Linked DNA regions of Homo sapiens: region 1 is linked to region 2. Evidence: chromatin contacts called from ENCODE Hi-C or POLR2A ChIA-PET data. All regions are on one chromosome and are shown on one strand. Each heading gives the region's core, a stretch centred on a gene start or an enhancer-like site at or near the end of the contact. The rest is flanking DNA. Distances are from core to core; before and after follow the strand shown.

Evidence for each region. Hi-C counts contacts between places; a loop is a spot of excess contacts on that map. ChIA-PET counts read pairs that join two places held with the same protein, here RNA polymerase II (POLR2A). Pooled maps may share reads with other maps.
Region 1: a pooled map shows a loop between it and region 2 (2.5-fold over the local background). The contact joins the promoter of SIRPG here to the promoter of RAD21L1 in region 2. A Hi-C loop is called at or near these places in 1 of 50 pooled maps. POLR2A ChIA-PET finds 5 or more read pairs at or near these places in 2 of 52 experiments (activated T-cell and naive thymus-derived CD8-positive, alpha-beta T cell).

What each region holds. Positions count from the first base shown.
Region 1 is chr20:1,656,444-1,659,291 of GRCh38, reverse strand. SIRPG (signal regulatory protein gamma) reads left to right here and starts at 1,513. Exons shown (of 6, transcript NM_018556.4): 1 at 1,513-1,650. The coding sequence starts at 1,578.
Region 2 is chr20:1,224,448-1,227,369 of GRCh38, reverse strand. RAD21L1 (RAD21 cohesin complex component like 1) reads right to left here and starts at 1,326. Exons shown (of 14, transcript NM_001384355.1): 1 at 1,230-1,326. RefSeq lists a silencer at 1,065-1,114.

The DNA of each region.
Region 1 (2,848 bases), core at 264-2,763, 430 kb before region 2:
TGACAGATTAAGAACCTAAAACCCACATGTGAGATGAAGGATTCTGGACAGGTCTTTCTTAGTCATAGATGCTGGAAGAGAAATCATTTCTTTTAACAAGGTGGCTTTTCTAAGGCACAACGGTGGCAGAGAACCAGTGGACTCTTCCTGTACACAGAAAATAATTATAGCCATGTTTTTTTGCTTATAATTAATTATGAGTCAAGCATTCAGTATGGCTTATATTATTCCTACCATAGCTCTACAAGGTGCATATTCTAACATTTATTTACATACAATCAAACCAAGGCTCAGAGAAGTAGTGTCTTTTTGAAAATCACACAGCTGGAAATTGTAAGAGGAGGAATTAATCTATGGTTGAACAAGGAGCGGGATTTAGAGAATCCAGAGGGAGAAACTGATTTCAGGGTGGCAGCGAGAGTCCAAATACACTATATAAGCTGGGTCTCAGGAGGCCTGGGTTGCTGGGAGAAAGCCACTGGTGGGCAACTCAGCATGCAGGAGGGATCCATTCAAAAGCAACATTTGAGTTCCCGCACTTCACCTGGCACCGTGAGTATCAATAATGACCTACTGGGTTTCAGGCATGATATGCTCATTACCTCTTTAATCGTCACTAAAACACTGCACAAAAAGACTTACTATTCCCAGTTTAGGAGATTGAAACTGAGCATAGGAGGGCCCAGCGACTTCCCCAACTCCTTGGCACACACTCTTGGCAGGAGCATGGATTTTTCCTCTTTCCTCATTTCCCATCCGAACTCAGTGATGAATGAAATAGGTGCTCTGTGTGTAGAAGAAAGGGTATTGAAATTGATGCGACGGCCCCAGGAACCTGCCCACCATAATCTTCCCTCATGATAACCCTATCCCCTTTCCATAACCCACAATCCCCACCTCACTCCACAAAGCAGTTGCTTATTACCTCAAACCCAGTTTCTCTCCTGGAAGGAGTCAAGAAATAATTCCTTCTGCTGGGTGCAGGCACATGAAAGTGCTAAGGTCCACAAGAGACTGAATTTGGGCTAAGTGTTGCCAATTATAGCAATTTGGAATAGAAAATCATTTCAGGAGAAGATCTGGTTCCTCTCCAGTGTTGAGCAGGTCCTGTGAACTCTTCTCCTACGTCCAGCGGAGTGGCATTTGGTTGAGGCTGGTGCAGAACAAGACCACAAGCCAACCACATCCTAGGGTCTTGAAATAAAGACTTTAGAAAACAATACCTAACAACAGATCTTTCTTGACTTAAAAGCCTCAAATGGCAAATCACCAAGAAGACCTGAAAATGGGTTTGGGGACACGAGGAGGGAGCACAGGTCCCAGGCAGGCAGGAAGCATTATTTCTGCTAACCCTGTCTGATTATCCTGAAAATGGAGCACGATTAACTCCTTGCTTTGTAGCTGCCTACTGTGCCTGATTTGTAAGTCACAATCTAGAAGCAGGTTACTGTTGCATTCCATCATAGCCACTTCCTCTTGAATTGAGGGAGGCAGGGCTTGTCTTCTGTCTTCAGAGCAGGGCCTGACATCTCCCCAGAACAGACGTTTGAACAGAGCAGGCTTCTGAGGTCTCCAAAATGCCTGTCCCAGCCTCCTGGCCCCATCCTCCTGGTCCTTTCCTGCTTCTGACTCTACTGCTGGGACTTACAGGTGAGCATTGCATTGGGCTAGAACCCTTTCTCCCTGCTTCCTGGACCTAGCCTTGCCCCTGGACTTGCAGCAATTTCAGATAAGCACAAGCACTGCCAAGGAAGGTCAAGGACTGGACATTGTCCAAGAGCAGAAGATCAGGGAGCTGAGCACTTTCTCTGTGGATCTGCAGCTGGCTACCAGAGGCATCAAACCTTGTGAGGCTTCTGCCACCATCACAATTAGTTACATTTTTATAATATTTTATTTGACAAACACAGAAGAATCATTATTAAATCCTTACCTGTCTTGAGTCCTCCTACCCATTTTTGTGTGCCCTCCTCCTCTTTAAGAAGTTCCACATTTCATGCTTACAGCGTCCTATATTCCTTTCTTAGGGCTTCCACAACAAAGCACCACAGACTCAGTAACTAAAACAATAGACATTTACTTTCTTTCTTTCAGTTCTGGAGGCTGAATTGCAAAATCAAGATGCCAGCAGGGTTAGTTTCTACTGAGGTCTTTCTCCTTGGCTTGTAGAAGGCCATCTCCTCCATGTGTCTTGACACATGGTCTTCCTCTGTGTGTGTCTGTATTCTCATTTTCTCTTATGAGAACATCAGCCATATTGGATTAAGGCTCCCCGCCAGTGACCTCATTTAACTAAATTGCTTCACCCATTTATGCCTAGTGCTCCGTTATTGGATCACTAAGCTTGCGGGAGTTATTTATATCCTACTGCTCAAGGGCATCGCCAAGGTCTGATTTTTCAAATTAAAAAAAAATTGCAACCTCGGGCATAAATGGGTTAAAGACCTTGTCTCCAAATATGGTCAAATTCTAAGGCGCTGGGGATTGGGGCTTCAACCCATTCGTTTTGGGGGCACATTCAGCCCATAACAGGCACCACCATCTCCCTTGGTCATCTTGACTTTCCTCTGGAGAATTTATTTTCCCTTCCCCCAGGCAGACAGGATTGGGAGGTCTTTCCTGGTGCCACCTGAGAGAGCCCTGTTCACAGCTCCCAGACAGGCTGCCTGTCTTCACCCCTTTTTCAGACCATGCAGCTGACCCCCGGTCACAGGGCTGGGCACAATAGCCTCTCAGTTGCCCACTGGGCCCTGCTGTGATGTCATCTCACAGGTCTTAGAGGGCAAGGTCTCACTTTTCAAATTATTTTTTTTACACATACACTGTACCCAAATGACAGCAGTAATAG
Region 2 (2,922 bases), core at 77-2,576:
TACGGGGCAGCTGGAGATTTTAATGCATATGGCTTGTACCTTGCGCTGGTTCCACTACTTTCCTTTTTAGTCTGTGTGTTTCGCTCTCTCGGAATAAATTCCTATTTATCTTTTTAAATGGCTCCCAGTGGTGTGAGGTACTTTTAAAATGTACTTTTTGGCCTGGCGCAGTGGCTCACGCCTGTAATCCCAGCACTGTGGGAGGCTGAGGCGGGCGGATCACTTTGATGCCAGGAACTGGAGACCAGCCTGGCCAACATGGTGAAACCCCGTCTCTACTAAAAGTACAAAAAGTAGCCAGGCACGGTGGCGGGCGTCTGTAATCCCAGCTACTTGGGAGGCTGAGGCAGGAGAATCGCTCGAACCCGGGAGACGGAGGCTGCAATGAGCCGCGATCGCCCTACTGCACTCCAGCCTGGGCGACAGAGGGCGACTCCGTCTCAAAAAAATCAAATGTACTTTTTAAGTGATGGACTTCTTAAAAGAGAAAACAAACAAAGAAAAAACCCAAACCCTGAGATTTGCTATTCCTGAGACATTGATTTTCCCGAGCACATATTACCTAACCTTTTTCCCCTCCCCACAAAATACGCACACAAACTCCCCCCGCACCCTCCCGCCCCACGTCCCGGAGGCTTTTTCAGTCTCCAGATTGAACTGACTTCGTGCAACGTGAAGCCACCGGGATGGGGCCACTCCGTGGAAACCGGCCCGCAAAGGGCAGGGTGGCGGCGGTGGCGGGGAGGGAGCGAAGGGAGGGAGGAAGGGGTCGGAAGGGGACCGGGCGGGGACCCTGGGAGAGGGGCGTGGGGAGAGAGGGCTGAGCCGGGCAGGGCGAGACCCTTCCGGGCGTGAGGGAGGGGAAAGCAAAGTGCAGGGGCTGGGAAGAGCTGACGGCCACGCTCAGGGGCAGGGGGACGCCAAAGGCTCCTCCACAGACGACTCCTCAGAGTTCCGGGCCGGGTGCTCACAGAGGGAAACTGAGGCCACAGCGCCCATTTTCTTCCGCGTGCGGGCGAGGAGACCCCGGGTCGCGCCTCCAGCCCCAGCTGGGCTGCGGGCGACGACCTTTCTTCCTCAGGCGGGACCCTCCGGGCTTGGCGCCGCGAGCTAACACGGCGTGAGGCGCCGGCGCCGGGTGCGTGTGGGAATGTGGGTGGCGGCGGCCCCCATCTCCCAGCCCGCCTACAGCACTCGGGGTCCGGCCGGCCTCTCAGGCTGCGCCCTACTTTCAAAGCCTCGTCTGAGGTGTGGCGTGCCAGAGCAGGGGCTGCGAGGAGTCGCCAAGTCAGCTTGGCCGGGTTCTTGGCGCCGCTGGGCGTCTGCAATGCGCGGCAGGCGCGGGGCGGGGAGGGGCGGGGCGTGGAGAAGGCGGGGCAGTGGGCGAGGGCGGGGCGTGCAGGGGACGGGGCGGAGCAGTGGGCGAGGGGCGGGGCGTGCAGGGGACGGGGCGGGGCAGTGGGCGAGGGCGGGGCGTGCAGGGGACGGGGCGGGGCGTGCAGGAGACGGGGCGGGGCAGTGGGCGATGGACGGGACTGACAGGGGATGGGGCGGGGCAGTGGGCGAGGGGCGGGGCGTGCAGGGGATGGAGAGGGACGGGCAGGACATGGGGAGGGGCGTGGAGGGGTATGGACGGGCGGGGCGGGGCAGTGGCTGAGGGACCGGGGGCAGGGGGCGGGGAAGGGCGGGCCAGCGACCGAGGGACTGGGCGCGGCGGCGGCGGCGGCGGCTGGGGGTACGGACAGAGTAGGGCAGTGCGCTAGAGTGGAGAGGACCGGGACTGAGAGGGACGAGGGCGCAGGGCGTTGGTGGGGACAGTGGACGGGGCAGGAGGGATAGAGTCAGACAGTGAGCAAGGCGCACCGGTCCTAGTGCGCAGTCTCCGGCTTTGTCCTGGCGCTCGGACCTGAGACACCTGAGCAGGGGCATGACAGGGATGGGGCCTGGGCCCCATAGTCCTGTTGTGAAAGGTGATCTTTCTGGCTGATCTCTGAACATCCCTATGATGCAGTCCAGTCTCTTCTCTTCCACTTATAGCTGGAGGTCACTGGAGAAATTCTTTAATCCCTTGAACCTCAGATTTTCTCATCTGTAAAGTGAAAATAATAAAAGTACTCGCGCCGTAGGATATTGTAAGAAATAAATAAAATGAACCATGAAAAGAGCCAAGCAATAATAAGTGCTCTACAAATATTAGCTATTATTATTATTGTTATTATTAAAAAGATTATTCACATTGACCTGCCCTTTGGGGACAGCAAATATTTTCCAGCCTGGAATATCACAGTTCTCAGTAGTCAAGGCCAAGTGCTAGAACCTGAGAAAAATCCTGCAAGAGCATCAGGATGCAAGGCTGGTTTCCTCTCTTGAGTTTGATAGTAAATACTAATAAATCTTGGAGCGGCAATGGCATCCAATATAAGGTTATTGATAAGGTTCAGGCTCCTGGCTGGGCATTTTCATGGGTTGTCTCATTGACTCTTCAAACAATCTCACAAAAGTAGTTACTGGTTTTCCCCTTTTGAATAAGGAAAGGGCTGGAGAAAAAATAGCAACCTGTCTAGGGTCACGTGGTTGGGAATTGTAGAGACAGGATTCAAATTGAATTCAAATTGAAGTTTAGCTCCCAATTTCCGACCTCAGGAAATGATGTCACGGCAACCATTCAAGAGGATGTCTGGGAGACACCCTTGGTGCCACCCTCATGTCTACTTCAATGCCAGCCCATCAGCAAGCCCATCACTCCACCTTCAAATATGACTTTCATCTACCCCTTCTCAAGATCTCCACCGACTCCACCCTAGTCTAAGCCACCTCTCTCCTGGAAAAGCTCCAACCTCCTGAGCGGTCTCCTTCCTGTCACTCACCTCCCTAAAGCCCATTCTCTACACCAGGGGTTCCCAACCCCGGGTGGGAACAGGG